5 separate regions of the Homo sapiens genome follow, and regions 2, 3, 4 and 5 are each linked to region 1. A link is a loop called in an ENCODE intact Hi-C map of the cell type or tissue named here. Cell type or tissue: heart left ventricle. All regions are shown on one strand. Each heading gives the region's core, and the rest is flanking DNA. Links, peaks and the distances in the headings are about the cores only.

Region 1 (5,955 bases), core at 362-5,361:
CAATCTGGCACAAGCCAATTGTGCAGTTAAGGCCATCAAACAGTTCTTGGAACTTAAGGGAAGAGAAAGCAGCTTTGCTGGGTGTGACCAGCAAAATCCAAAGAGAATTCGATTCTCCCTGGTTCACGTGCTCCTCTGACCTCACTTCTTCCTACTGCTGGGGTGAAATGCAGAGTGCAGGCTGAAGACAGTCACTGGTCAAGGCTGGACAAGCAACAGAGGGAGCAGGCTTGGGCTCTGAAAACTGGAAAAGAAAAGAACAAACCGAGGTCTGACCGTCATCCCAAGGCTGAACTAAAACTGCAAAGAAAGGCTCTGCCATCTTAAAACAAAACATGTGGAGAAGGGCTTGTGAGGCACGGCTGTTGCTCTCCAGGTCTAGAGAAGAATCTGAGCACATCCCAAGGACAGCCCGTGACCTCGGGATCACTCACCAGGCTGTCCTCACCCATTCTCCAAACTACTTTCTTTCTAAACCAATACCTGACGACCAGTTTTTAAAGTACTGGTTTTCCTTCTGGCTGTTCTGGGGCAGCTCAGCCTAATCTGTTTGTATCTGCTTCAGATGCCAAGTCAACCCATAGCTATTCTCCTGCAAGTAGCTAGAAGCTGGTTTGTACCCATGTTAGCTGGGAGACCAGACTGTCCTTGGCCACAACAAAGACTAGAAAGGGTTGCAAACAAAGTCACAGATGCCAGCACAGACGAGGCTTGGGTCAAATCAAGACAATCCCAGGTAAAGTTTCAGGCAGGAGATTTGAGATCCTGTAAAAGACTCCCACGGACCTGGCAATAATGAAAACAGGTTTGGTTCAGTCACCGCCATCTGATAACCGTTTCTCAAGGTCCCACGGCAAACCTAGTGGGTCCCACAGCAAACCCAGTGGGACAACATTTGCATTACTGACCAAATAGACACACTCTTCTACAAAGAGAGACAAAGTTCTCAGACTATGTACTCAGTAACACAGTTTCTACAGTTCTTCTAGTTTCTCATCTGTGATTTGGACTATAAAACAGGGCTAGGGAACAACCAGAGAACAGCATTAGCATTAATAAATGAAAACTTAAGACACATAGGCCTGGCTTCTTAGTTCTGCCCAGGGTATTTCACAGTGCAGATGTCAAAAATTGAATTAGATCATTCGGTATTCTGCCAGAAAAGGAGTTTCCAGTGACTTTCTGCTATTGCAAATACAATTTTGGAAGAAAGGGGAAAAAACAGTAGCATCAGTCTACCCAATGGTTAAACCCTCAAATCAAAGTAAGGTATGATCACAGACCACTGAGTCTAACTCCATGGCACCTGTCTTGTTTCCTGGCATGGCTACCTGCCATCGTTATGCCCAACACACAGAGGCTAATATAGGATATCGTTTCTGCTCTCCCATTAGATCCAGTCTTCAAATCTGTCAGCATGTCACAACCTGGATCCCCTGACCACAGCACACAGTGGAGTTCCAGGCTGAGACATGACAGGCTGATCACAAGGAGCAGCCACTTCCTTTTTCTCAAATCACAAGCAGACAAGCAGCCAGAGCCGGGTGAAGGATTTTTTACTTTGGTTTGGTTTTTCAACCAAGACATTCTCAAAGTTTATTGTTCTATGAAGTGGAAACATTTAGTTTTCTAACAAACAATTAGAAGCACAGGAGTAGAGAACATGAAACTGAGAACGAAGCTCAGGATACACAAAAATAAGAGGCTGGGAGGCAGCTGAGATCAGGAATGTCCAGGGATCCTCGGCCACACAAGCCGGCCAGGCACTCTCTTTCCAGGGTGTCTCAAGGGGAAATCACCCATCGATCCTGGGACACACGAGTTCTAGGACCAATCCCTTACCTCAGAACAGCCTCGGCCTCAAATTCCTGCTTGCGCTTTAATGTTTAAATTATTAAATGCATTAATGTATTTACATTATTCAAGTCTTATGTGCATTTTTCTAAGATAATTTATGTATAAGAGTTTGAATGTCCATGACTGTTAATGTCTACAACCCTTCCTGTTCATTATTGATTCTGGAAGAAAAAAAAAAAAGTCAGAGTTTTAATGCCTTATTTTTAATGTATTAAGAGTCTGAATAAGTGCATTCTCTTTTTTCTTTTGTAATTTCATAATTTAAGTAGTGCATTTATTAAACTGACACAGTATGAATTGTGGTGAAGCCTGGCACAGATCCATGCTGCTGGAGAGCCCGCTGGAGGACGGAGCCCACTCTTCTGTGACCAGGCAGCAGCCTGGCTCTCCCTCTGCGCTCTCTTCCCACCTACACAGGGGCAGGCGGCAGGGGAGTGGCAAGCATTTGCCCAAGGAGATTTTCTCCCTCCTTTTTCAAGTTCTTGCCCAAATCAGCTCTCCTTGTTACCCAGGCTTTTAAGGGGGACAGTTTTCTGCACACAGAAGTTCTCATCTAGATGCACTGCAGGTGATAGCAGAACAGATCGCAATCAGTACACAATTTTCAAGAACAATAAAAATGCCAGAAGCTTGGTGTAGCAAAAACAAGCAAACAACTACTTTTTTAAAGGAATCTCCAAATGAGAGACAAACATCTCAAAGAGACAACACCTCCAACTCAAGCAGAAAAACTTCTTTCTTTTGAAATCCAGTTTCCCCAGCAGATAACCCCTCTTTCTCCTATAGCCAGTAGAGCGACAGTGACACCCAATGGCCTATTAGTTCAATCCCAACTGAGCATTCCCCAATGGCTTTCCCTTGAGTTGCGTCTTAGGCCCAAAGTTCCTGTGTGAACGTGGAACCTTGAACAAAATAAGGTATTAGCTACTCACCAAGAAGGTGAATCGCTAATAGACCAATTTCCTGCCAGGACATTGAACAAACACTGTATATTGTTACACACGTGCACAAACAACACAGTATAGCACACCTCACTATGGCATCTTTCTGGCGGGTGACGACCACGTGCGTACACAGGCGCTCGCACATACACACATACAGATGCACAATACGTGGGCTGAGCAGCACCGTACAAATCAACCTGAACTGGGAGAAAGGATGACAGAAGTTTCTCACTGCTGTTTTAGAAGGTGACTCTGCCGTTTCTAACACCATACACACACACACACACACACACACACACACACACACACACACAGAGGCATAGATTATTTTATACATTTTTTCCTTTTTTTCTATTTCCTTCTTTTCTTTCTTCTTTTTTTCTTTTTTGGCTACTCATTACCATTCTTTAACTGTTACAATTTATATCAGCATATAATGTTAAATAATTACAGGGAGCGGAGCTCACTCTAGTGAGGATATAAACGCGCTGTGGGAATCTACAGATTTAAACAAATAACACTCACAGCAGGGGGTGAGCGGATGAATTAGCATTAATATCCTGCCTGGGAGATCCCAGTGCACTGGTACTGCTTAAATACAGATCTTTTCTGTAACAGTCAATATGACAGCTCCCGGCAATACGGCCCCTTTCCCTTTCCCAGTCAATATAGCAGCCAGTGAAAATAGAAACGTCCCTATAGCAATCAATATAGCAGCCAGCTAAAATAAACCCTTCCCTTTTAAGGGCTATATAATAGTCAGCTAAATGGAAGAATTGGCACCCCTGCTGGATAGCTCAGCAGAGAAGCCAAGGAATGAGCAGGCCATGAGCACTAAATGATCCTTCTGTTCCTCAGAGGCCCTGCCCAGGGAAGGGGAAGATATCCTTAGGTAGAGAACCAAGAGGGAACCTGCGAGGGACACTTGGCTCCCAGGCCCTAGGAGTAATTACCCATGTCCTAAGCAGGCTATCGGGCCACCCCTCACTGCAGTTCAATTAAAACGGCCAGAAACTTTAGAATCCTTGTTCAAGCTGTCGGCTGGAACAGGGGAACACACTGGTCTTTGGTGGGAACTGAGACCATGTTGACTCAAACCCCGCCACCATCCTGTTCCCACCTTAGCCTCAGAAGGGTAGAGTATTATGTGAACAGCCTGTGGTTTTCTGATTTCTAGAATCAGGGATAGCAGCTATGTTAGAATCAGACAACCAGCCAGGTGGGTGAAAAACAGCATTCTATGTGGAATCCTACCCCAGTGTATATACAGAACTCACTTTCAAAACTCACAGCCATCAATTTGTTAACTATTGTGAAAACACGCTATTTTCTCCCACTCACATCATAGAAAACACTCTCACACTCTCCTTCATTGGAGGCATACAGGAAAAAAAATGTATTCTAATATAAGTCAAAGGATGGCTCACCCTGAAGGCCAAAAGAGACCAAAGGCCTTTTATAAAAGAAGGAAAAGGGCCGGGCACGGTGGCCTACGCCTGTAATCCCAGCATTCTGGGAGACCAAGGTGGGTGGATCACGAGGTCACGAGATCCAGACCATCCCAGCTAACACGATGAAACCTCATCTCTACTAAAAATACAAAAAATTAGCCGGGCGTGGTGGCACACGCCTGTAGTCCCAGCTACTCAGGAGGCTGAGGCAGGGAATCGCTTGAACCCGTGAGGCGGAGGTTGCAGTGAGCCGACATCACGCCACTGCACTCCAGCCTGGCGACAGAGCAAGACTCCATCATAAAAAATAAAAGTTAAAAAAAAAAAGAAGGAAAAGAACAGGGAGCATTTCATTTAAAAACGATCCTATGCATCTGAATATATTGTTCTTTTTCATTATAACTAGCTACTTCTAAAATTAGTTCAGTTGGATTTAAGGATTTGACAAATGTGGAATATAACCACCGACGCCAGTGCAGGTTTCCAACCAACACCCCTGAAGTTAATGCTGGGATTCTGCTATGCTTCAAAGCAGGCGAACATCAGGGATCCACCCCACCTTCATTAAAATTCCACAATCTGTCTGCCATCCTTTGGATGAATCCACAGAAGTCTCTGTTTCCCTGGCCAGGTGTTTCAACACCCAGCAATGCTCATGTCATCAATCAGGTGACTTAGTCAAGTGCCACAGTGTTGGGTATCAGAAAAAAAGATCCAGAAAGTCCTGGTCTGAGAGCTCTAGTCCTTAAAAATTTAGACTTGGGCCAGGCACGGTGGCTCACGTCTGTAATCTCAGCACTTTGGGAGGCCGAGGAGGGCAGATCACGAGGTCAGGAGGTCGAGACCATCCTGGCTAACATGGTGAAACCCTGTCTCTACTAAAAATACCAAAATTAGCCGAGCGTGGGGGCAGGCGCCTGTAGTCCCAGTTATTCGGGAAGCTGAGGCAGGAGAATGGCGTAAACCCGGGAGGCGGAGCGTGCAGTGAGCCAAGATTATGCCACTGCACTCCAGCCTGGGTGACAGAGCAAGACTCCGTCTCAAAAAATATATATATTTAGACTCAACACCCCACCTAAGCCATAAGACTGAGCAGAAATTCTAGTATGTGACACCTCTGGAGAGAAACAGGTTAACACAATCAAGCCTCTCTTCTGGCAATACACGTGTTGATGAGGTCCTGCAGTCCACAGAAGACTTGGAAGTCAAAGAGGTCACAGGTCCCAGAGACCACAGAAGTCAGAGGTCCCACGGGCCACAGAGGTCAGAGATCTCACAGGCCACAGAAGTCAGAGGTCTCACAGTCCATGGAATTCAGAGGTCCCTGGGTCCACAGAAGTCACAGTCCCACGGTCTATGGAAGTCAGAGGCCCCACAATCCACAGAAGTCATAAATTCTAGAGTCCACAGAAGTCAGGAGTCCATAGTCCACAGATGTCAGGGGTCCCTCCATCTCTAGAAGTTATAGGTCCTACAGTTCATGGCAGACTTTCCTAGGAAAATTTAAACTCTGATGTGCATGGTCATTTCCATTTCTAAACCCTACACAAAAATCTGAGGGGAGACACGCTCAATCAGATAGCATTAAAGCTGGAAAGAACGCACCATGATGTTAGCAAAAACCACTTCAACTACTCATGCCATTAGAGTCATCAAAGGGGGGAGGCAGGAAGGAAGGGAGGGACAGAGAAAGAGACAGTAAT
Region 2 (5,955 bases), core at 627-5,626, 420 kb before region 1:
AAAAGTGCCAGGGGGAGCGTCATGCCAGGCAGTAGCAAATTATTTGATAAACTCCTCCAGCCAGGGGTGGGGCTGCGTGGGAGGTGGCGGCCAGAGAGAAGATCCCCCCATTTCCAGATGCATGTTTCTCTTCAGGTTAACCCTGTGGAAGACCCCGGGGGGCCTCGTGGGCCACCCAGCTGGAGAAGGGCTGGCCCTGGGACCATGCCAATGCCTTCGCTCCGATACTAGGTCCCGGGAGCAGAGCTGCAGTTCAGAGAGCGAGCAGCAGGGGGCAGCGTAACCCACCGTTCCAGCCCGTCCGGTGGGCGCTGCCGGGGGCTGCGACGCCCGGGTCCCTGAGGCTCAGCCTTCGGAGAAGGTCAGCAGTAGCCCCCTCCCTGGGACCTCTTCCTCCTCCCTTCAGCCCTTCCAACCCCTTGTCCCTTCATGGCAAGGAGAGTTTGTCAACCTTACCCTGGTGGCAGCCTCTGCCCGGATCCAGATGACCATGGGGGTGGGAGTAAGTGGGAGGGGGCTTCTTCATCCCCTTGCCCACCCCGTGGCTGCTTTCTCAAAGCTTCTCCAGGGTTTGCTTTGGATTTCATTAACCCTTGGCTTCCTTCTGAGGGGCCTCTGGAGGGGTCTCTGTGTTCGTGGGTGGGTGGCTTTTGTGGGCTGGGGACGATAGCCTTAGTGGTCACTGGGGGAAGGGGGACAGGATAAAAGCCTGAAGGACAAAGAGAAAGCAAGGAAACCTCCTCGTTTGAGAACGTGTGTGATTGGCAGGTTTACGGCCTCGGGAAGGTGCGTGGTATTCCGCACAATCAAGTCATTTTTAAAAATAATCTCTCTGCTTAAGTCGTACACGCTGCTAATTGCATTTTAATAAGTCTCTTAAAATCTTGCCATATTTTTTAATATCCTAATATTAGGTAAGTGATTGCGGGGGACACTGGAGGGCATGGGGAGTTTATGTAGCAGAGGGAGGGCTGTGATGAAGCCGGGGGGTGGTGGCCACCCAGTGGCCTGTGGTGTGTGTGGGTGATGGATGGCTGTCTGTGTCTGTGTGACCTGTGCAAGATCCGGGGGGTGTGAGTGTCCATAGAGAGGGCTTCTCCCAGACACAGCCCTGGACAGTGGGCCCCGTCTTCAGCCGTAGTGCCAGAAATCACTTATTACACCTGCTGGGGTCCCTCAGCCATAGGGGACAGACAGGCTTCCTCCTTCCTTTTCATCCTCTGGCCCCAAACTAGAACATCTGAACTGGAGGGGACCTTTGACCCAGTTCCTCTTCTCCTCTTTTCCCCAGGATGCAGGCCCTGAGCCCAGAGAGGGCAGGTGACTTGGCCAAGGCCACGTAGTAAGAAGGGGACCGGGGGGAAAGTTGGACCCAGTCTTGAGAGGGGCAGAGGAGGAACTGCCTCGTCCCTCTAGTCGCAGCACAGGGCGCTGGCTGCACCATCCGGCCCTAGCATCCTTGCACACACACTGCATGCTCTGACCTCCCCGTGGGGAGAAGGTGGGTGGTTGCTGGTGGTGGCTGCCATTCCTGGAGCCCTTACTACATGCCAGGCACCCTGCTGAGCACATTCCCCTGAACAGCCATATGGGTTGAGTATTTTAGGATTCCTGGGTGGACCCACAGCTAAGAAATGGCAGAGCTGGGATTTGAACCCACAGTCGCTCCTGTGCCTGGCTGGGGAAGGTTCTTAACTACCATTGGATGGGAGGCTGAGCTGGGATCCAAGCACATTCTACATCTCCGAATGCCCAGGGCCAGGGAGGACCATGCTGGGAACAGCAGGGGAGACTGGCAGAGGCAGGGAGGTAGGGCATCGGGTGCCTACGGTCTTTTTCTCCTGACCCCTCTGTTACTACAGGGCAGGGTCCCAAGGCCAAGATCAACATCAACCCTTTTCCCCAGAGCCCCTGGAGGTCAGAGGCCTGGGAAGGCGGTGGCCTAGGGTTGCAGGCCTCAGACTTAGCCATGCTCTGGGTTTCTGGAGGCCCCTGAGGCACCCGCCAGCCTCCACTGGCCCTGGCCTTCCTCCTCCCTCCTCCTCCCTCCCACTCCTCCATACACGCTACGGGCCCGGGTGGGAGGCACATGTTGAACGAACTTCTGAACAGGAAGTCAGCATCCAGGTCGTCCCGAGTCCCTTTTCATGTGGTTTCTTTAATCCCCCAGGCTGGGTTTCAGAAGCATTTTACAGTTTCAGTTTTACAAAGCTACGCTCCCTTTAATGTTGGCGTTTTTCAGGAGGTGGGGGGAGAGCGGCTTCAGTCAAAACATGTGTGTTTTACATCAGCCAGCTGCGGACAGGGTGGCCCAGGGCGGGAGGCAGCAATGTGGCTTCCAGGCTCCACGCGGGGTCCTTGGGTAGATGCATCTACTCGGCTTTCTCCCTTTCCTCTCCTGGGCTCTGCCTTCCTGCCTCCCTGAGTCCCTCTCTCCTGTCCATGTGGCCAGGGGGGCCAGGGCACTCCTTTCCAGCCCCTTCCCACCTGAGCTCTGATCTGGTCAATGCAGGTCTTCTTGCTGGTTTCTGCTGCCGAGACACCAGCGTGCTGATCTTCCTCCACACCCTGAGCCGTATCCTCCAACCACCTGGGCTTTCATTTACTTAGTATTTTCCCTTAAATCGCTGCCCTTCTTTCACTTACGTAGATAGTACCTAAGCAAAAATGTCCCTGAAATTGTGAATTTGATGTGCTAGTTACATCTATCTGCTCTAATACACAATAAAACAAATCTAAAACTATTAAGGCATTTAAAAAGGTGAAGATCATCACGCCAGCCTCGCATGCTTCTGGAAATCCTGCCTCCATCCCCCTTCCCTGGCAGAGAAGATGAAGGTCAGGAGGTAAGGTGGCCTGTCCGAGGCCATGGGGTTGGTGAGAGTCCTACCTGACTGGTCTGCCTCCGAGGCCAGCATTGGATCTGCCACGAGTCATTTCCAGGGCTGGCTTCTTGGCTGCGCAGTTTCAGGCTTTAGAGGAGCCGCCTGGGGCTCTGTGAGCACACCAAGGAGAGGGGCTGAATTCCCTGGCAGTGCGGGTGGGTGGAAAGAACACAGACTTGGAATCAGTCAGACCTGAGATCAGATCCTGGCTGCACTAACTAAGAGTGTGATCGTGGGCAAGCATCTCCACGGCTTTGAGCCTTGGTCTCCTCATCTGTGAAATGGGGATGACCACGCCGGCCTGGAAACAGCAATGCCAGGGTCAGAGACACACCTGGAAAGAGCCCGCATTGGCCAGGCCTACAAACCCAGCGGTCATTCGCAAGCCCTCGGTGCTTGGTTCTTATCCACTGTGCTCCTTGTCGCCAGCCTGGTTTCACCATCTCTCCTCCCCTACCCACAGGAGGCAGCAGGAGGTCCAGGGAGGGAGGATCAGGAGTAAAGGTGCATGCCCAGAGGGGCTCACGGGCCCTCCCACCCTCTGTCCCTGCGCTGCCTGGGAGCAGAGCAAGTCCTGCGTGGGAGGATGCTGTAACCAGCAGTGCAGTCCGCGCCCTGCCGGGAGAAGAAGGAAGACAAAGGTGGCTCTCCCTGCCCACAGAGGTGGGGTGACTCGGGGGCTCCAGAGGCTGTTTGGATAGGGGGGAGGGCCTAGGACACCTGATCCATGCTGCCTGAAATGATGGGGGGTCCAGTATTGCAGAGGCCACCCCCCCTGGTAAAGCAGAGGCCCTGACCCCTGCTGGCCCCAGAGCTTTGCTGCTACCCGGAGCCCCCAGCTGCTTGAGGGTCTTTGCCTCCATAATGGCCAGGGGGTCTCTGGAGCATGACGCCTCGGATCTGAGCTGCCATTCTCTGGCCACAGAGTGAAGTGGTCTGGCTTCCCCCATGCCAAGGGCTGCCCCCAAAGGATCTGGGAGAGTGGAGGAGGCTGATGTCAGGCCAGAACATAGAGGGACAGGACCTAGGGGTGGGCACTGTTCTAGCCGCTGATTCTCTCCCTTCAGAGCCTGGCGGCAGTTAAGAGACCTTGAAGAATGCAGTAGTGATGACGATGATGATGGGGAGGCTGGTTAAATGCACTGGGCGCTTGCCATGTGCCGGACCCGGTGCTAAGTATTTTATTTTTATTTTATTTTTTTGAGGCAGGGTCTCACTCTGTCACCCAGGCTGGAGTGCAGTGGTGCGATCTCGGCTCACTGCAACCTCCACCTCCCTGGTTCAAGCGATTCTCTTGCTCAGCCTCCCGAGTAGCTGGGACTACAGGCGTGCACTACCACGCCCGGCTAATTTTTGTATCTTTAATAGAGACGGGGTTTCGCCATGCTGGCCAGGCTGATCTTGAACTCCTGGCCTCAAGTGATCCATCCACCTCGGCCTCTCAAAGTGTTGAGATTACAGGCGTGAGCCACCACGCCTGGCTGCAGTGCTGAGCATTTTAAACAGTCATTTCATTCCATCTGCTCTGTGACACACAGTGGGAGGCATCTAGAATAGTGCCGGCTCACAGTAGGCCCTCAACGAATACTTAAGAAAGAGGCTTGGAGAGGGTGAGAGATCCACCCGATTCTCAGCCTCCGTGCTCTTACTGTGTTTGTCCTTCAGGGCTGGCCGCTAGGGTGGGCATCCGGGTGTTGGCGGAGGAGAGGTTTGGGGCCGCAGGTTCTGCACAGCGCACCTGCTGGCTCTTCCTGAGGGAGGCTGTGGCTGTCTCTTTCGGGTGGGTCTGTGGGAGGGCCATCCCCCAGGGCTGAGGATGCCTTGTCCACTTACCCCAAGCCACCCAGGGGAGCAACACCCTCAGCCTAGGGCCTCTTCTGCTCCCCCTGGGGCAGTGTAGGGCTGGGCCCGGCCCGGCTGCAGCTGCGTGGGGCCCAGGGAGGAGAAAATCAAAGGCAGCCCATGTGGGTCCTGCTTTCATCTCCTGGCTTCAAAGAGGTGCAAACAAACCCTGTCCCCGTGCCAGGCAGCAGCTCCCTCCTCACCGCCCAGCCTGCTCTTTCTCTTCTCCTCCTTCCCCGGAAACCAGCAGGCCTCAGTCCTGGTTCCAGGAGCACCCCAGAGGGGCCCGACTCCTGGCTGTGTGCGAGAGGCTGGGCAAGGCTGGCAAGGAAGGAAAGGGGAGGCTCTGCTAGGCCGAGAGAAAGGGGGCTGGGACCCTCTCACCTGCGCACGCTCTGGAAGCTGGGGGTTTATCCAACCCAGACATAACCTGCCAATCTAGAACTGTACTGTCCAGGACTATGGCCACCTGTGGCTCCTGACACCGGTCTCCCATGTCTGAATGCCCTACAGGTAAAAGGTGCACAGGACTGCTCAGCTTTGGTGCAATCAAAGGAATGTGAAATATCTCATGCATCATTTTACCTCTGACTATGGGCTGACAGGATAATATTTTGGAGCTATTAATATAATAGCTATAATATTTTAAAGCTATTAAACATGGCTTTAAAAAAACATGTTGTTAAAATTAATTTCACTTGGTACTTCTTACTCTTTTTTTTTTTTTTTTTTTTTTTTTTTGAGACGGAGTTTTGCTCTGTCTCCCAGGCTGGAGTGCAATGGCGCGGTCTTGGCTCACTGCAACCTCTGCCTCCCGGTTCAAGCGATTCTCCTGCCTCAGCCTCCTGAGTAGCTGGGATTATAGGCATGCGCCACCACAACCAGCTAATTTTATATTTTTTAGTAGAGATGGGGTTTCTCCATGTTGGTCAGGCTGGTCTCGAACTCCTGACCTCAGATGACCCGCCCGCCTCAGCCTCCCAAAGTGCTGGGATTACAGGCGTGAGCCACCATGCCTGCTGGTTTTATTTCTGTTGGATTGCTTTGTTCTAGACAATATTCCCATGTTGTTCTTTTTGATTTTTTCAAGACGGAGTCTCGCTCTGTCGCCCAGGCTGGAGTGCAGTGGCGTGATCTCGGCTCACTGCAGTCTCTGCCTCCCGGGTTCAAACAATTCTCCTGCTCCAGCCTCCCTGGAAGCTGAGATTGCAGGCGCGCATCCCACGCC
Region 3 (5,955 bases), core at 662-5,661, 270 kb before region 1:
TGCATATTCTCCTTGTATCTTTCCCCTTTGCTAATTATTGTGTTGTTTTCAGAGCAAATATGTCATATCCATGGCGACCGGGCAGGTTTATTGTCTTTCTGAAGCAATAGCTCACATAAGTAATTAATGACTTTCTTTTTTTTCCTCTGGCTTAGGTTAAACAGATCATTCAAGGAAAGTCATCTCTCTCTTCTCTCTCTCTCTCTCCCCCTCTTTTTCTCTCTCTCTTTTTTTAGCCCAGTGACATAAGAACATGAGTAGAACAAGAAAATACTTTAACCAAGAAGTCAACAGCTTATTTTCCCCCATTTCTTTTCAAGGCTGAAGTGTCAGCTTTCAGACATATGAGGCTGTCATTCTCGCAGCCCTCAGCAGTGCAGTCCACGCCTGGGCTGGAAACCCACTGAAAGGTTGTGTAGTTTGGAGACAAGGGAGGTGTTAGCATGACGGGGGGAGGAACCTGGAGGAATTTGCTTTTGAGGTTGGGGGAAGCACTCCAAAATAAGTATTTCTCCTGTATTTAGCAGAATTTAATTAAATTGTTTACAGGAAAGAATTAATGAGTTGGTAGTAATGTGTTTTCCCACCTCCCTTCTTTTTCCCAGTCTAGTTAATTGGAAAGACTAAGTTTTTCTTTTTGCTTCACCTTCAGCTTCCGCTTTCTCCGACCTTTGTCTCAAGTGCTTTTTCCAGGAAAAGTAGCTTTTGGAATCCCCACTGGTTAATATTTCCAGAAGTATAGTGGGGTTTTTGTTTTTGTTTTGCTTTTCCCCTTAGACCTACAACTCAGAGCTGGTTTCTTCTTCTCGGGAATCAACAGCTCTGATGATTGACTAACACTTGGATTTTTCAACTTTTTTTTTTTTTTTTGATGGGAAGAGGGTCTCTTCGGATGTAAAATTATATAGATGGCACATCTCCCCTTCTGCATCTCGTGGCAGTATTAGGGAAGGTAGAAGCAAATTTTTTCTTTTTTAAAAAAAAAATCACCTTTTATGATCTACCCTTTACAAATGGACCTTTGCTAATAAGATTCCTCATGATGTCCCCCCCCAAACTTTAGAATGTGCTAGATGTCCTACTAATATTCTCCAGGGCTCGCTCGCCCCCTCTTATAGACATACATTAAGTACATTTATACCATCCTCTCCCCCTTTTTAAAATGTCAGGCATAGCCAAGGTTTTTGTGTGTGTCCTTACAAGGGGGGAACGAGATAAAGAGAGAAGCATTTATGTTGTACTCACACACAATTAAAAAGAATATTCTCCCCACCATCTGAACGAAGTTCAAAAAGGCTGTGAGTCCACGGAATGAATCTTTAGGCTTTTGGCATTGAAAATAAAAATATAAAGAAGAGAGATTTATTTGGTATCTTGTTTCTGAAGAGGAGAAGAGAAGGCCGAGCCAGTCTGATGCTGAGACTCCAGCGGAGTTGTAATTGAGCCCGTAACCTCTTGATGTCTATATCAGAAAAACAGACATGAGCAGAGGGAACCGAAGAGAGGCAAACAAGCCTGGTAGAGGAGAGGGAGCTCAGGGGGAGATTCACGGAGAGAGGAGAGAGATTTAATTTATAGACATTTTAAAAACCGTAATTTCATTAGGATCTGTTCTTCCCTTTCTCTGAAGGGCAGCCCGGCAGACCGATAAGGCCGGTCCCTGTGCCCGGGATACGTGGCGTGGTTGGGAGGGTGCAGGCTGGAAGCATCATTGCCAGCACCCCGTGTTGGTTTCTTCTCTGTCCACTTTCTACTGGCTTTCTTATTTTGAAATTAAAAAGTCCCAGATGGCCAGAAGTCAGCCGTGGTTCTGGCTGCCTGGTGATCTCTCCTCTGGCTGCCACGCCGCTCTGCGAGTGGGTCTGTCTTCTGCCTGGGCGGTGGCATCTGCGTGGCTCCCTTTGGTTGCAGGGCTGCCTGGTGTGCCAGCAGCAGGAGGCCACTGGGGGAGGGGGGCACCCCCACCTCGGGCCCCCTTGAGTTCACCAAGTTAAGTTGCTGTGGCTCTGAGGCCACAGCTTGGGGAAAAAAAGCTAAAGCCTGTCGTAAATTCTGCAAAAATTAATCAAGCGTTTAAGAGCTGCACGTTAACGAGGTTTTGCAGGCAAGCTGGGCCCTTCTCCTGTTCCCCCTGTTCAAAGTCCGGCAGAGTGAGGGGTGGCCTGGACAGTGTGAAGGGAAGGGGGAGTTTTTTTTTCTTACTTGGAATAATTGAGGACAACCAGGGAGAAGGAAGAAGAGAGATGGGTTTATTGAATAGAAATTCTCAAGTGCCCTTCTTCCATATTGTTGGAAATTTTTTCCCTTTTGGTCTGGATTTGTCCTATGTGTCTTTGGTGGAAAAGACACGTAGAGAAAGAGAGTGAAGGTGCGGGGAGAGAGAGAGAGAAAGAGAGAGAGAGGAGGATAGAGAGAGAGAGAGAGAGACAGGGACGTGTCGCTCCTTCGGAACTCATTATCATTCTTAATAAGTCTTAAGGAATAAGGAAGCGCATTGAGTGTAAATGCTGGGTAATCCTAACACTTCTCAAGGTGAGAGGAGTCTTGAGGACACAGAGAAAAGAGCCAGCAGAGGAGGGGGTGCGGGGGGCAGGCAGAGGCCCTGGGGAAGTGGCAGGCCCAGGGTTTGGGAGGCTCAGCAGGAGGCCTGGAGGCTGGGGTGGGGGGACCCCAAGATGTCCCAGGTGGGATGGGTTGTCTGAGATGACCCAGGGGATCTCAAAGATAGGGGGCTTTGCTAGGAGCAAGGAGCAGGGGTGATGGGAACAGCCCTGTCTTGGGTGGGGGGTGTGGGCAGGGGCCACAGGGTATTTGCTTTCTCCTGGGCGCCATGTCCCCAAACAGCTTGGCTCCTGACCCCTGGCCTCAAGTCCCTGGAGAAGGCCCAGGTGGGGGTAGGGTTAGAGGAGGCTTGTCCCACCCCACGCTCCCCCTTACTGTCCCCTTGGGCTCCCCTGCAGTGGCCACTGTGAGAAGCAGGAGGGACAGAGTGGTGGCTAGAGCTCAGCTCTGGACACTAGGTGGCTTAGAGGATCTGCGAGGTTCTGCAGAGCGGCAGCGGCTGCTGGCTTCCCCTCTGTCCCCACTGGTGGGCTCCTCTGTGCGATGCCTCTGCTGGCTGGGCAGGAAGCCCTGGCACACAGGAGGGAGGGCGCTGGCCCAGGGCATGGCACAGCTCCCGGGCCAGCCCTGCCAGTGACCAGCTTCCAGGCAAAGCAAGGATGAGGCCGGGGCAGCTCCCGGGTGAGGAGGCAGCGGTCAGGGACACTTGCTGCCAAGACGACTGGAGTCCTGCCTGTGGTCTCCGCCTGTTCCATCCTTGGCCACCTGGGTGTGAGGCACTGCTGAGCCTTGGTTTGACGGCGGGCAGTCTCTGGGCTGTGCTTCTTCCCTTCTTTTGAATCCATGTGCCCCCTTTGAGAATCCTCTTAATAAAAAAAATCTCGTAAGCATAAATGTTGCTTATACTTTGAGGGGTTTCGCAGATCTTATAAATGCAGTCTAAGGACCCTCTAGGGCCCCCTGCTCTGGTGGGCTTCTTTCCAATTCTCCAGGATGAGGCAGGGGGGCAGGAGGGAGGAGGCAAGATCGGTCCCCACCACTACTCCCACCTGCCTGCCTCTGCACTGGGAGAGGAGAGTGCTGTCAAACTGTCACCCAGGGGACCCCATAGGTGGATCGGGGCTAGCACTCAGGTTGCTCTGTGAGGAACCCCACCTGCTCAGGTAGCGATGCCCCTCACCAAGCCAAAGGCAGCTCTCCCGGTTCCCCTATCCACAGTAATGGATACATCCCCTTAATGGCAGAGCTCTTGGGCACATATAAAGGGATGTTCTGGATGAGAACATCCCCGTATCCAGCTAACGTTCTCTGGGATTCTAAGATGTTTGAGCAACGGTCTTAGGCAAGGTCATGTTTGAACCTTGGATAGTTTGCTCTGTGGAGAGATGTCAGCATGGAGAATAGCACAATTCAGGTTGGACTTATCATAGTTTTAAAAAAAAACATTTTTTCAAACTCTGTGTTTCTTTTGGAAAGCAACTTCTGGGGAGCTTTTAAAGGGGATGTGTGGGAGTCAGAGGTGAAGGCTGGTGCCTGAGCCGGTGGGAAGCCCGGAGGGAGAGTGGGATGGGTTAATGGCGGGTGGATTCTGCTTTTCTGTTGTTTAAGAGCAGTAATGGCCAAATTGCATGCCCTGCGTGTGCCTTGCTGATGAGATTTACCAAAAGGAAGCCTCGCTGCCTCTTTGCTGATGGTCTCTGGGTGGGTGAGCGTGTGTGTATGCGTGTGTGTGTGTGCGGGTGATCGTGCGCGTGTGTAAATGAGAAGAAGGGGTGGGGGAATGAGCTCTGCCAGGCTGGCACCCTTCCCCAGCACTAATTGCTGGCAGAGTACCTATGAGGGCTGTGCCAGCGTCTCCAGCTCCGCCCGCCCCCCTCGCCCCCGGGGAGCTCAGCTGTGCCGCTCGCTATGTGAGGGCCATTTCTGGGCCCACTCGTCCCCACAGCTCCTTCGGGAATTTCGGGGAAATCTGATCCTTGGGGAGACCATGGGTCAGGCCCCAGCATCTCTGGCTGGGGATCGGGGGACGGGGTGAGACACGGGTGGCCCCGAGCTCCACTCAGGTCTAACTGTCCACTCCCCTACCCTTCTGCGAGCCCCACACTTAAGGTCTTGCGAGATGTGGCCTGATGGGCTATGCATCTGGGGACCCTGTTCTGGTACTGGCTCTGCAGTAAATCACTGTGTGGCCTTAGGTAGTCATTTTACCTTTCTGGGCCTCAGTTTCCTCTCTTGTCAAATGGCCTCTGACCGTACCACCCTCGGAAGGGTGTCCTGATGGTTGGCTGGGCTCTTAGCTATGAAAGTCCTTTTTAAAGTAATTAAACGTAACGAAGAATTTATCATGGTTGGCATTGTCAAGTGCAAGGTGTCCCCAAGGTCAGGGGAGCCGGTTTTTATGTCATATGGTATCAGTCTCAAAGGGGACCCCTGTGAATTCCATTCCAGAAAGCCGTGAGCCTGGGTGTCGCGGGTGGTGCTGGGGTTACATTTTTGTGTCAGGTTGCAGGTTGGTTCTGTTATCATTGGGAACTTGGGGGTGAATTTGGGGGCTGCCTTTCAGGCAGAATGGGGGATCCCATTCAGGATATGGGGTGTGCTTTACTGTTTTGTGCCTCTGGAGCCAACAGGTTCATTTGAGGAGCTGTATATAGTGTAGATGGTGCATTCTGGAGCGAGTTAGCTGGGGATCAAAATCGTGTGACCTTTCATCAGTGACTTAACTGGCCGGTGCCTCATCTATGAAATGGGCATAATAGTACCTACCTCGTGGGGCTGATGTGAGGGTTACACGAGCTAAGACGTGTGAAATGTTAGGACCACATGTCTGTGTGTGTTACAGACCCATGCGGGAGAGGACACGGAAACACTTGCGGCTTATCAGGGATTGCCATGGAGAGGGGAACTGGGAGAGCTTGCTCTCTGTCTGTCTGGAGCTGGGCCCCTAGTGCAGGGTGACGTGGTGCTGCACACAGATTCTGCATTTTGTCCTTTACCTCTCTGGCCTGCCTGGGGTCCTCCTGGTGTTTTTGCTGCTGGGTCTGGAGGGGATGAGAATGAAGACTCTGCCCACATGCGGAGTCAGTCCCTCAAGTGGGGCAGGGGCCATTGCTCTTTCTTTCCCACACTGGCCAGACCAAGTGTTCCTGGAGCTCGGTGGGGTGAGGTGGGTCATCATGGGAGCTGTTTGGGACAGAAGGCCAGGGTGGGGTGGGGTGAGGGCAGATCTTGGAAACCGGCCCAAGGCGCCAGTGGCCTCTGCCAGTGTGAGTTGAATTCTGGGTGCTGGCAATCCCAGAGTCGTGCCCACGAGAGCGCCTCGCAGATGGAGGCTGTGTGGCTGGCAGAGGGAGCGGCGCGTGGGATCAGGAGCCAGGCTGAGCTGAAGGCGAA
Region 4 (5,955 bases), core at 591-5,590, 350 kb before region 1:
TGGAGGAGGAGCCCCCATGCTCTCCAGGGAACAGAGGTGGGAGGGTCTTTGCAGAGTGGAGCTCTCAGAGGTTGATCCCTGGGGAGGTTCTGTCCTCCCCACTACCCTCTTTGCTTGGCCCTAGCTCCCAGTGAGAAGGGGTGTTTAAGGAGGGACTATACAGGGATGGCCAAGGAGGGGTTGCCCCAGGAGCTCACAACCATAGAAAGTCTGTGGTGGTGATTTCCACGAGGTGGGGAGAGATGACTAGTAGCTCAGCACAGAGCAGGAGAATGGGTCCCCAACCCAAATCCACCAACTGCATGAGGAGGCCCTGGATGCTTGCTTTAAAAATGCAGAACTTCCAATCCCTGCCTGGATGCTCTGGGCATAGAGATCTGAGTGGGATCTGTGTCTATATTTTAAACAAGCTCCCCAGGCTTGTTTAAAGTTCTGAAAACTTTGCTGGCTAACCTCAGGTAGCCCCTCAGGTCCTAGGCTCAGAACTACCCTCTCTCCTCCCTAACCCCCTCTCAAGAAAAAGAGTCTACCCTGCACCCAGGAGCACCAGGGGCAGGACAGAGTCTGGATTGGAGGACAGCTGTCCTGGAGTCCAGGATGATGGGAGAGGCAGAGACACCTCCCCACTCCAGCCGTAGCAGTGTGACATTAGTTACCACGGCCAGAAGCAGCTTTGGTGACAAGGGACAGTTGGGGGGGTGAGGTCCCTCTAGGCCCCAGCACAGAGAACTGAGTTTCAGCTCAGAGTTCTGCTGGGAAAATGTCATCTCCTCCAGGAAGGCTTCTGAGCCTCCAGGCTGAACTGAATACTCCTGTGTCTGGCTCCTAAAAGGCAAGGAGCCCACCTGTCTCCCCCAGCTCTCATTTCACGCATTCTACGGAAAAGTGAGCATCCTCCCTCCCCTTTAAGAGAGCTGGGGCTGAATCTGGCCCAATGCTGGCTCCAGAGCCTGTACAGCCAAGGTGGGCACTGCTGATGACAAGTGTAGCTGGCAGGCGTGAGACCACCCGAGTGGGCACTGGGCCCCCATCATATCCTTTGGTCTACCCAGAGGGCATCTGCAGCTTCTACTGACAGTTCCCGTCACTCCAACTCAAGTTCCCCAAGGACATCTCTCTGGCCATAGGAGCAAGCTTGGCCCCCTGTGACTTTCAACCAATGACAGATGACAGTTAGTGGATAAATAAGTACCTCCTCCCCGCTCCCAACACCTCTTGGGACAGTCTGGAGCGGAGATCCGCAGGCTCTGCAGGGTCCCCAGGTGAGCTGAGGACCGGCCACCCACACAGGAACTGGCCTGTGACACGGCTTCCTGCATTTTGCCTCCCCTCTCTCTTACCGTTTTCTTTGGGGATCACGCCCAAATAAAGGAGGGGTGAGACCCCCAACTTACTAACAAGAATTATCTTAGCAGACAGAATTATCTTGGGCCGTCCTGCGGGACTCTACACATCCCTCCTCTCTTCTGGCCCATGCACCCCCCTGGGACACAGGTAGAGTTTTTATTTCCAGTTTACAGATGAAGGAACAGAGAGGTAAGACTCCTTGGTCAAGGTAACAGAGCCAAGCAAAAGGCACATAGGGGCTGGAATCCAGGCCTCGCCTGAAGGAGCAAGATTCCAGGGCAAAGGTTGCTAATGGTTGTCAGATATCATCACCTTAAACCGTTGTTTCCTTAAGAGCCAAACGATTTGGGAAACTCTTGTGGGAACCACGTGTTTGCATGTGTGGCCCACTTCATGCATTTGCCTTGCCAGTCTAGGCCCAGGGCAATTGAGTTTGCAACTCATTTTTAGTGACGCAGACCAACTGCTGCTCCAATGGGGAGGGCTTGTAGCCCAGCGCAAGGTTTGAATCTGATCTCCTGGACATGGGGTCCGGGACACAAAGCAGCGTCTGGGTGGGGGGATGGAGTTCCTCTGCCCAGCTCCACGCCTCTTGGCTCATCTCTGAGCAGCTGTGTGATCTTTGGCCCATGGCCGCACCTCTCTGGGCCTTGCTTTCCTCATCTGTAATATGGGGCTTGCAATCTGAATGTGTGGAGTGTTGCTGGGACGAGAGATCTCAACACGAGCCAGCATCTCAGCAGATGCTCAACAAATGGCCCTGGGTCCCCAGCCCCTGTGATGGTTGTTTCTGCCTTCTGGCTTATTAAGGCTGGGCAGGGAGTCAGGGCACAGCAGGAACCACGGGGGATGGAAGGGGGGTGTCATTAGAATCTGTTCTCAGTGAGGAGAGGCCATGAGGCCGAGAGGCTGGCCCAGCTCCCCAGGGGCCTGCGTGATTGGGAGCTAAAGCAGCTGCCTGAAAGAGGCCTCTGCTCTCCTCATTACCTGCCTGTTAGCAGGACTGGCAGGCTTGAAGAACAGGCGACTGCGTGCAGGCTGATCCCCAGAGAACACAGGCATCTTAGGGGACACTCCAAGCCCGGCGGGGGCCTGCTCTTGGTCATCGCTCCCCCCACCGTGTCCTCTACCACCCAAGCAGATCGTCTGCAGCCAAGAAGATCCAATCCTCCCACCAAGAAGACCCCAGGAAGACACTTCCCGGACCCTTATTCTAAAACCACACAGACCCATCTATACACAGTGGGCTTTCCCGTATTTCATTTGAACTTAAAAAAAAAAGCCTTCATATCTCAACGTTGTAAATATTCTGCAGAAACTTGGAAACTCTTATGAAATTGTTTGTACTCATTTTTATAAACGAATGAAATCTCCTTCTCTGCTCTGTCCTTCCGAGCCTGTCCTTCTCTGAGGCTGCAAGTCCTGGTCCAGAAGCCCTGGGGTGAGGGTGAGACGGAATGGGGGGGTCCTGGTCCCCACTGCACCGCGAACCCGGGAGCACAAGAAGGGGCTCTGGCTTGGGCTCTGTGCAGCCTCCCCCGCCTCCCCAAACTCATTCCTCGGTCTTGGCGTGAGTAGGAGGCTGCTCCCCTGACGTGGAGGGTGGGGGAGGAGGGCCTGGCCGGGTCGGGGTTGAGGCGGGGATAGAGGCAGGAGCTCCCTCCCGGGTGGGCAGGGACACGTGCGGGTCCTGGGTCCGGCCGGGTTCGGGCGCGGCGGGGCCGTCCCCGCGCCGCCCGCGGCCGCCGGTAGGGGGCGCCTTGGTCATGCATTATTCATCGCCGGCGCCCGCCCGCCCGCGCCTCCCTCACGGCCCCCGCGCGGGCTGCGGGCTGCGCCGCGGAGCGGGAGCGCGGAGCCTTCACAATATTGTGGCAGCTCCGCGAGTGACGGATCCGGGGAGGCGGGGGCGCGCAGCCTCGAGCGGCTGCGGGGGCGGCGGGGGTTGGGAGGGGTCCCGGGGTGGGGGCGAGGCTGGGTCACCCGGCCTCGAAGCGGGCTCAGGCGGGGGGCTGGCCGAGCGGAGGGCGGAGGCTGCAGCGTCCGTCTGTCCGTCCTCCATCGAGTCAGCTGGGGCAGAGGGAGCATTGGCTCAGCGTGAGGGGCGGGGGATGTGATGGGGAGCAAGGTAGGCGCGGCCCCATCGTTCTCAAACTTACATTCAAAGGTTGCGGGGGTGGGATGCCGATCCAAAGCATGTAAACAGACAAGGAAGATAATTCCAGGCGAGCGCTCTGCAGAAAATAAAACTCGGCTGGGGCTGTTCGGATGGCCAGGGAGGTGACGTTTGTGCAGAGACACTACTGGCAAAGAGGGGCCTGACCTTGGCCAGTCCCTGGGCCACTGGAGTTTCTCTCTGCCCGGCCCCTGGCCTTCTAAAGGTGCTGTAAAAGTCAGCACCCCAAAACCTACACACATCCTGAGAAGCAAGGAGGAGGGTCTTGGGGAGACCCTGCTGCGGGCTGAGGCCCTGAGATGGGGTTCCTGCCCAGCCTTCTTCTGGTTACAGCAGCCAGTAAGCTCTGGGGCCCTGGGCACTGGACATCAGAAGGGTCAGGTTCAAGGTGCCCCCCCTCCCCACTCCTGCACGGGGCGCTGGGCTGGGGAAACTTGGGATCCTGGAGTCTGAGCAGCTCAGCCCCTGGTGGGGGGCTTGGTCCCTCGGCCTCCCAGCCCTCAGCTCCAGGGCCGGGGCTGGTGGGGGGGCAGGTGGGGGGGCAGGTTGGGGGGCAGGTGGAGGGCGTGGGCTCAGGGTCACAAGCATCGGATTTCCTTTCACTTGTACAAAGACTCATTGACGCCTGAGCACATCAATATCCTTAATGACAGTGAGAGGAGCTGGGACTCCAGACGGCCCAGCCCGAGCCCCCCACCCCGCCTCCGCCTCTCCTGTCCTCTCCCCTCCCGGCTCACTCTTCCTTCCTCCTTCTCTCCTGATTCATGTCCCCTCTCTCCTTCTCACTCTCTCTCTCCTTGTTCCGTTCCTCTCCCCTCTCTCTCCCTCACTCCTGCTTGCCTCTCTCCTTTCCTCTCCCCTCCTCTCCCTTGGGTCCTGGTATCTTTCCTCTTCTTTTCTTTCTTTCCTTTTTCTCTCAGCTGTCTCCTCTCCTCTCTTCTCTCCCCTCCCCTCCTTTCCTTCTTCTCTCCCCATTCCCAGGACCTCACAGCTCTTGGGCATTCACAAACTTTCACCCAGCGAGCTGGAGGCTCCAGTGGGCAGCCCCTCTGTCTGTCTGTCTGTCTGTCTGTCTGTCTGTCTGTCTGTCCTGGCCAAGGCAGGCTTACACAGTGGGGCCCTGGGAGAGGCTGCTCCGCTCTCAATCCCGCAACCGCGGTCCCGGAGGGCCCTGGGCTTCTGCCTTTCCCGCGGGCCCCAGGCTACTCTGGGAAATGAAAATGGCAAGTTTGGGTGCGGGGCACCATGGGTGAGGAGAGAGTTTTGGGGAGGATTTTCTGTTTTGTATTTTTTATGACCATATATAATTTCGCATTTCTCCCCTCAGCCTCTGCCTCCTTGGCTCCCAGATGTGTCCCACATTGAAGAATTATCTCTCCTCCCTAGAGTGAAATAAATGCAATCAATATGAGTATTGCTCTCAGGGCCTTGAAATATTACATTAATGTTCCATGTGGTGACATTTTAGCTGGAATTTTCAAATACATTATGATGGTTCAAATTAATATTTATCAGATCAGCTTTTATATTTTGCAAAAGAGAGAGAGAGGGAGAGAGGGAGAGAGAGAAAAGGAAAGACAGAGAGAGCATTATTAAAATACGAAATGCAGATCAAGTCTAAAATCGATGGTCCATTTTCCCAGCACTTTCCAGGGGCTGTCTTTAGCTTTCTGGGTTTGTTTTTAAATTTATTGGTGTTTCAGGCAAATCTATTGGGCTCCCTCGGCCCCCTGGTCCTTCTCCCCTCCCTGCTCCCCTTGCAGGCTACAGGCCCCTTCCTTTTCTGTCTTTCTCTCTTTATTATCCTGAAATGTAAATTACGACATTAGCCCGGTCCTTATTTTTTTTTTAAACTCTCCGATGATTAAATCTGCTACACGACATCCTTGTCCTTTCGATAAATTAAATCATCTTGGCTTTGCACCTCCAGCTCAGAGAGGATGCCACATGGGTGTTGAGGCAGCGGGCAGCTCTGGCTGAGGGCTGGGGTCCTTGTCCCCTCCTGGAGCGGACACTGGGGGCCTTTGTGTAGGGCAGAGGGGACGCCTTCCTAGCTCCTTGTGTTTCTGTAAATAAGAAATGGGGACTGGAGGGAGGAGGTGATGGCAATCATACATTCCACTTTATTTCAGTCTCTTCCAAACTGATTACTCTATGAAGTGGAAAATCCAGGCAGATTAATGGTTTAATTCTCTTTTCTCTTTTCTTTTGCTTTCCCCCCACTCTGCCTCCTATTTTGTTTTTTTCTCTCTCTCTCTTCTTTTTGCATCTTTTTTTCCCTTCTTGGAGCTGTATTCAAGAAAAGACTCAGGAGCTTAGGGGAGATGCACACAGAGGTGAACGTGGTTCTCAGAGGAAGGACAGCAGGTCCAGCTAGGAGATGTTCCCAGCCCCACCCCAGCTCTGTCTGGAAGCTCTGCAAGGGTTAACAA
Region 5 (5,955 bases), core at 324-5,323, 120 kb before region 1:
GCGCCACCAGGGCGGGGTGGCTCCTGGAGCCGCTGGCGGGGCCTCCCTCATGCAGCTAGGATCCTCCCCCCTGCCCAGGGGGAGACGGGCAGAAGGCAGTCAGCACGGGTGACACTACAGGGACCGTGGAGGAAGCCTCACGGGAGTAGCAGCCGCGGAGCTCCAGCTCAGCCCCACCCCAGGGCCCGGCTGCTCCCCCAGGCCTGGGTCGGGTCTGTTTGGCGACTCCCTGGCCCCAGCCTCCGCCCCAGGGAAACCGAGGCTGCGTCCAAAACCCAGAGTAGCCCGCTGGGGGCCGGGGCGGGGTCTCGGCCACCCTGGTGGTGCAAACAGGAAGGATGCGCCTGGTTTTGGCTTTAATGTTCAAAATGGAAAAAAATACAAGAAAGTTGTACAGTATTTTTCCTGTAAAGGTTATTATTCTACATAGAACAAAAAGGAAGAAAGCAGGCGTGGTGAGAGTGCAGACCCGCCTGGGCCCGGCCTGAGGTTGGAGGCTCAGTCCCGTTTATCCTGTGGGATTTGGTCCAGGGTTTTTGTAGAGGCCTTAACTGTTTGAGGCTGTCTGTCTTCACAATAGCACTGATGGGAGCTGCGTGATTCCAACTCTTAACTTGAATTTTGTAGAGACAAGAAAAAAGGACTATTACTGTTGATCCAAGTTTGTAGTTAATTTAACATTTGAGTTCTCTCTTGGTGATGCGTGTGGCTTTATAGGGCTTTTTTTTTTTTCCAGTTTGTTTTATTACTTTGTTTGGGATGCTTCTTCGCTGGTGCAGTCTACCCAGATTGGGTTCCCTTTGCAAAACATCCCCCTTCCTGGAGATGATGATGCCATCGAAGCCCGGGCCAGGGCCTGACCTGGCAGGCACACACCTGGCCAGTGGCTCTGAGGTCCCCGGGGACCGAGTCCCCTGCGAGGGCAGGCTGCCCGAGGCCACACCTGCCCACCTTCCCTACTCCAGGCCACCAGCTGGTGTCAGATTGGGCCACCGGGAGAGAACAGGCCTAGGAGGGAATGGAAGGCTGGCGGGGAGGCTGTCATCCAGAAGCCTCCTCCCCAGAGGTCTCCAGGAGGAACCTGGCTCAACTGGGGGGCAGTGGTTTACTTTTCCCTTTTTTCTTCCTTTCTTTTGTCCTCTCAGCTGCCCACAGCCAGAAAGCCAGGACCACCCGAACTGGACAGGGAGCAGGGAGGGAGGAGTGGTCGCACGGAGCGTACCTGATTCAACAGGAAATCAGTTATTTTCTAAAACAGCCCCTACCAGAGCCTCCTGAACTCTGTGGGCACCACGTGCTGCTGTGAGCATCTGCCCAGACAGTGACCCGCCACAGGCCCCGGGCGTCTGTGGAAGGAGTTTTGTAAAGGAAAAAAAAACACACACACACAAACATTTTTTCAATGTAGCAAAATCAAACTTAAAAAAAAAAAAGAAGAAAAGAAGAAGATGCCGACAGTGCGGAGTCTAGCCTTTTGTAAACTTCATATTGCACACTAGGACTATAAGCCATTGCTAGCTCATTTTGAATTTTAACGTGTAATTTTTGTTTTATTTTCTTTCTGTGGGGAAACAATGCTTGATCCACCAATGCTCTTTTTAATGTTTTATAACTATGTATGTGTATATATATAAATATCAAATAATATGTATGCACATATGTGTGTGTATATATCTATATGTATATACATATATAGATATATAGAGATATATAGAGAGGTTTTGAGACAAAAAAAATACAGAACGTGAAACCCGAGCTGAACAGCGTGTGCTCTGATTACTTGAATCTGGTCTCCTCGGCACCTGGTTATTAAGAACTGAATATTTTTCCACTTGAATTTAGTGCTATTAGAAATTTAATATATGTGTTTTATTTATTTGATTTTTTTTTTTTTTTTTGCATGACTGATGCAAGGTTTGACATTTTCACTCAATAAAAACTGGAAAAAAATCTATCAAGTTATCTTTTATTCTTAAAATCGCCCCCAATCGGCTGGCCATGACCCAGCTACACCGGTGGGGTGACGGGAGGAGTTGGGCACCCTTCGACCCTGGCAGGAAAAGCGGGGAACAGACCAGTTTTGTCCCCGGGCTGCTGGGGACAGAGGTAGGGGGCTCATTCCTGGCCTGGCCAGAAGGGTAGCCTCCTCCCCAGCCCTGCTTGAAGCCCCCACTTGGGGCTCAGGAGCCATCTTTGGGCAGAGCCATTTGACACCAAGGCCTGGGTCGTCGGACAAAGGCCCTGCAGCCTCCCAGGACCCCCACCCCAGCCAACCCTCTCCTCTCCTGGGCTGCTGGGCCGGCGTTGGCAGGGCCACCCTCCTGCCTCCTCCCTCGGCTCCTTCCTCCTTCCTGCAGGGACCTGCCCGGGCTGGGAACGGCGCGTACCCGGATCCAATCCGGATGCTGGCGCGACTCCTGCCTGGAGCACAGGGTGGCAGAGCCAGAAGGGGCCGATAATTCCTGGGTCCGTAGCCACCAGCCCAGAGCCTGAGCTGCCAGCCCTGGTGGCACCGTGGTTGGCTCCCTCGGAAGCACAGTGGCCGGAGTGTCCACCAGACCTAGCCTGGAGTACAGGCCTCCCAGGCGCTCCGAGAGTTTGTCTTGACACTTCCAACTGATGGCCGGCTCCTCACGACACCACATCGTGAGAATCACCTTGGCAGCCCCTCCCTGAGCTGGACTCCAGGTGGCCGGAGCTTCCTGGGACCTTGGGGAGGGGATGTGTGCGGGATCTGCCACATTCTTCCACGCTGAGGAGTCTTACCGGCTCATCACACCCCAGCCACAGGGATGTCACAACCACTTGCCCGATGAGGAAACAGGCAGACTTGGGGGCTGGAGAGGTTCGGTTATCGCAGCACGCTTCTCCCTCACTGAGCCTGGCACCAGCCGGCCAGGCACCAGGCACCAGGGACCAGGGACGGCAGGGGAGTGGCCTCAGCCCACAGCGCCCAGGCCTGTGTCATTTCCCACCGCAGAAGTGCGTCTCCAGCCCAGCCCCGGCGCGCGGGCACTCCCTTTCTTCTTTCCTCCTGGAATGCAGCCCACAGGCTATTTACATAAATATGTTTGTAACAGACATGAAAATATATACTTTTTTCTGTCTTATTAAAATGTTCAAGTTGGAACTCGCCTATTGTTTGCGGATATCTTGATTCTGTTAAATAAAACAGTGACTAATTTATGGGATAAAACACAAGTTCAACAAATTAAAACCATTATTGGAGCTTCCCAGGCCCTGGTGGGCCTCCCGTGGGGCCTGAAGCGAGGCAGGGAGCCAAGCCCTGAGCAGCCGGTGGGTGGGTGGTGCAGCCACAGAGCTCCCTCTAGGCTCCGGCACAGTGGGCAGCTCTCTGGGGCAGCACTGACTCCTGGGGCCCAGGGGAGGGAGAATGGGGACTCAGGGTGGTTTGCTGACCTTGGCCAGACCCCAAAACTGCCCCCTGGTCTTCTGGGCCTGGATGGACCACACCCAGGGTCAACCAACCTCACGACAAGCAGGGCCCCGAGTCCAGCCCAAGGAAGGGGAACGGGGACTCGGGGACCTCTCAGAGGCATCTCAAGGCCTCAGGACGCTGCACCCAGGCCAGCCCATGATGCCACATCCCAGGCCCCGCCCCAGAGGGTGGAGAGAAGCTCGTACCCCCACCAGGCATGTGTTGCCCACTCTGAGACCGCCCCCAAGAGCCGGGAGGGGGCCTGCAGCTGCGGGTTGGGATGGGCCCAGGTCCCACGGCACTCCCTGTGGCTTGTTGGACTCAGTAGGAAATGCAGTAAAGCATGCTTTCCTTCTGGGATTTAATTAGCTGTGGTGTGTGATGCTCCTACACCCAAACTGGGGCAAATTCAAGTGTTTTGCAACCTCCTGGAAAGGGCCAGAACCCGCCGCACAGGCTCAGGGCTGAGCTCAGGGGCCTGCCCACCTCCCACGGACCTGGCCCAGCAGGGGCGCCACCAGCAACCTGAGTCACCCGTGGGCGCCGGGCCTTGGCGCTCACGAAGCGGCCTTGCCCCAGCCTGGACATGGCGACAGGCAGCCCCCTTTCTGGGCAGCATACCAGGCCACTGGGCAAAGGCCAGCTGCCCATCCACTGTCACGGGAGGTGGCCCTGGCCCCACAGGTAGCGTTGGTCTAGGACCAGGGCTGGCAGCAGTGCCCTCTGAAGGGCTGGAATCCCAGAGCCTTGTCTGAGAATGAAGCAGCCAGGCCCCGGCCATCCTTGCTGGGAGGTGCCTCCGCACCCTCTGGGGCAGGTCAGGGAGGAATCGGCAGCTCCCAGGGGGCCCACAGCCAGCGCTGGAGCAGCTGGACCCAGTGGCTTGGCCTCCAGTAAGCCCCATGCCCCACACCACTGGAAGGAGGCAGGGATCCCCAAGAAAGAACCTCGCTGCCCGGAGCCTCCCTGAGGCTGGCTCCTCCCCCTGGGGCTATAACGCATCTGGATGCCAAGTGTCATGGTGGTGTTTAAAGCCATGACCCTGTCGCTTGAAAGAAGGTCCTTCCAGTATCTGTCGTGGAGCAAGGAAAGGTTTCAGGCATCTTTCTGATGAACATATCATGTATCTCATTTCTTCTTCTAGGAGAACACAAACTATAAAGTGCTCAATGAAAGTAAATTATTAAGGTTTATTCATGATTCAGGTAGTCATCCCTCAATGCCAGGCGAGATTTCAGACCCGTTTTGCATTAAAGAGAGTGCCAAGGCTGTGGTCTGAGCTGTGGCCTGCAATGGGCACGTGTTGGAGGAGGACATGGGGACCTCTTGAAAAGGGCCCACTGGGCCCTGCGTGAGTGTGAGGGTGCCACACACATGTGCACGCACATGCATGTCAGCATGTGCCAGCTCGGGCGTGGCTCCCCCTGGCCAGGCGGTGGCCAGTCCCTAGGTGGGAAGCCCCTGTACACAGCAAAGGAGCAGGAGGAGGAAGAGCGGCCAGGCCCTCCAGGTCTACCTGGGTGCTACACCTCAGGAGCGCACCTCACCTGAGGCTGGAGCTCCCACCTGCATGCAGGTCTCACTGGCGCCTCCGTGCCTGCCCTGTCTGGAGGCTCTGACCTCTTCTTTTGGTGCCTTGGCAGAAACCAGTTTAAACAAAAGACAAATTAAGTCAACTCCTGGGGACAGAGATGTCTGGCCATTGAAGAATGGCCCCTGCTTGCCCTCCCCTTCCCTCCTGGGGTCTGGGGCAGGGACAGGGTGGTCACCTGGAGAGGGAGGGGTCTGGGGCAAGGCCGGAGACCCAGCGCCTCCATGCTCCTGGCTGGGCCGCCAGGAGGGCAGAAGCGAAACCTTCTAGAAAACTCTTCCACCTGTACCTGGGTGTGAGGGCCCCGAAAGATGAACACAGCTTGCTCAGATGCGTTTATTAAAAACAAAGAAAGAGGGAAAGAGACTCTGTGGGCACACAGGGAGCCGATGGGCAGGTGGCAGGTTCTCGCATCTCTGTCCCCTTCTATGTGGATTGGCTTTGCTACACATCCCACCTGTGGGTACAAACTCAGCAGCCCCTTCCCCTGACCCAGGCGCTCCCTGTCCCAGCCAGGGTCCTGGGATGGGACTGGCTCTGGGAGCCTTGGCTTTTGAAGGACTTGGCAGCCCCAGGCGGGCGGAGACCCTACCATCCCCCGAAGGCAACTCCCCCGCCTCCTGGCCTGTCCTGCGAGTCGCAAACACCAAGGGAGGTCCCCTGTCCTTCCCAAAGTAGATGCCCCTGCCCAAGGCAGAACCAGCGAGTTACCGGAGGAGCCGGGACAGACCCCGGGGACCGAGGGAGCTGGTCCGGGGTGAGGTCAGGGCAGCTGTCCCCCGGCCTCCAAGCATGGGGCTAGTTCTTTCCTAAAAGACACTTTATAAAAATACATTGTAATTGAGTTTAATAATCTTCTCCCTTCCAGAAAGGGCCTGACAGGCGCTGCCTGCTGCTTACTTCTGCCCCATTCCGAATATTTTTA

What was found. Hi-C counts contacts between places; a loop is a spot of excess contacts. Peaks named below come from ENCODE experiments on the same cell type or tissue, not always from the same donor. Only the 100,000 strongest peaks of a DNase experiment are listed, where the experiment ranks them.
Region 2: a loop joins it to region 1, with 2.7 times the contacts of the local background. A loop is called at or near these places in 43 of 110 quality-filtered maps.
Region 3: a loop joins it to region 1, with 2.4 times the contacts of the local background. A loop is called at or near these places in 33 of 110 quality-filtered maps.
Region 4: a loop joins it to region 1, with 4 times the contacts of the local background. A loop is called at or near these places in 99 of 110 quality-filtered maps.
Region 5: a loop joins it to region 1, with 2.2 times the contacts of the local background. A loop is called at or near these places in 19 of 110 quality-filtered maps.

What each region holds. Positions count from the first base shown.
Region 1 is chr1:10,511,317-10,517,271 of GRCh38, reverse strand. All of the region lies in intron 2 of PEX14 (peroxisomal biogenesis factor 14), which reads right to left. Among named protein-coding and RNA genes, the nearest start is that of PEX14, 39 kb to the right of the region's middle. In heart left ventricle, for the core only: a CTCF peak has its summit at 2,658; no DNase peak of the experiment used is centred there.
Region 2 is chr1:10,936,457-10,942,411 of GRCh38, reverse strand. No RefSeq gene overlaps it. Among named protein-coding and RNA genes, the nearest start is that of CIROZ, 43 kb to the left of the region's middle. RefSeq lists enhancers at 1-230, 231-796, 2,028-2,077, 4,735-5,319 and a silencer at 1,918-1,997. In heart left ventricle, for the core only: no CTCF peak of the experiment used is centred there; DNase peaks (open chromatin) are centred at 2,061 and 3,431; H3K27me3 peaks cover 164 bases.
Region 3 is chr1:10,785,997-10,791,951 of GRCh38, reverse strand. All of the region lies in intron 1 of CASZ1 (castor zinc finger 1), which reads left to right. Among named protein-coding and RNA genes, the nearest start is that of CASZ1, 7.7 kb to the left of the region's middle. RefSeq lists enhancers at 1-439, 5,778-5,955. In heart left ventricle, for the core only: a CTCF peak has its summit at 3,025; a DNase peak (open chromatin) is centred at 3,191; H3K4me3 peaks cover 320 bases; H3K27ac peaks cover 1,696 bases; H3K27me3 peaks cover 299 bases.
Region 4 is chr1:10,864,437-10,870,391 of GRCh38, reverse strand. No RefSeq gene overlaps it. Among named protein-coding and RNA genes, the nearest start is that of CASZ1, 71 kb to the right of the region's middle. RefSeq lists an enhancer at 1,657-2,528 and a silencer at 3,018-3,247. In heart left ventricle, for the core only: CTCF peaks have their summits at 2,853 and 3,081 (motif pointing right); DNase peaks (open chromatin) are centred at 3,081 and 3,313; H3K4me3 peaks cover 970 bases; H3K27ac peaks cover 195 bases; H3K27me3 peaks cover 2,972 bases.
Region 5 is chr1:10,632,599-10,638,553 of GRCh38, reverse strand. CASZ1 (castor zinc finger 1) reads left to right here. Exons shown (of 21, transcript NM_001079843.3): 21 at 1-1,950. Among named protein-coding and RNA genes, the nearest start is that of PEX14, 160 kb to the right of the region's middle. RefSeq lists enhancers at 2,632-3,594, 4,557-5,520. In heart left ventricle, for the core only: CTCF peaks have their summits at 3,142 and 3,352; DNase peaks (open chromatin) are centred at 3,303 and 3,623; H3K4me3 peaks cover 175 bases; H3K27ac peaks cover 3,030 bases.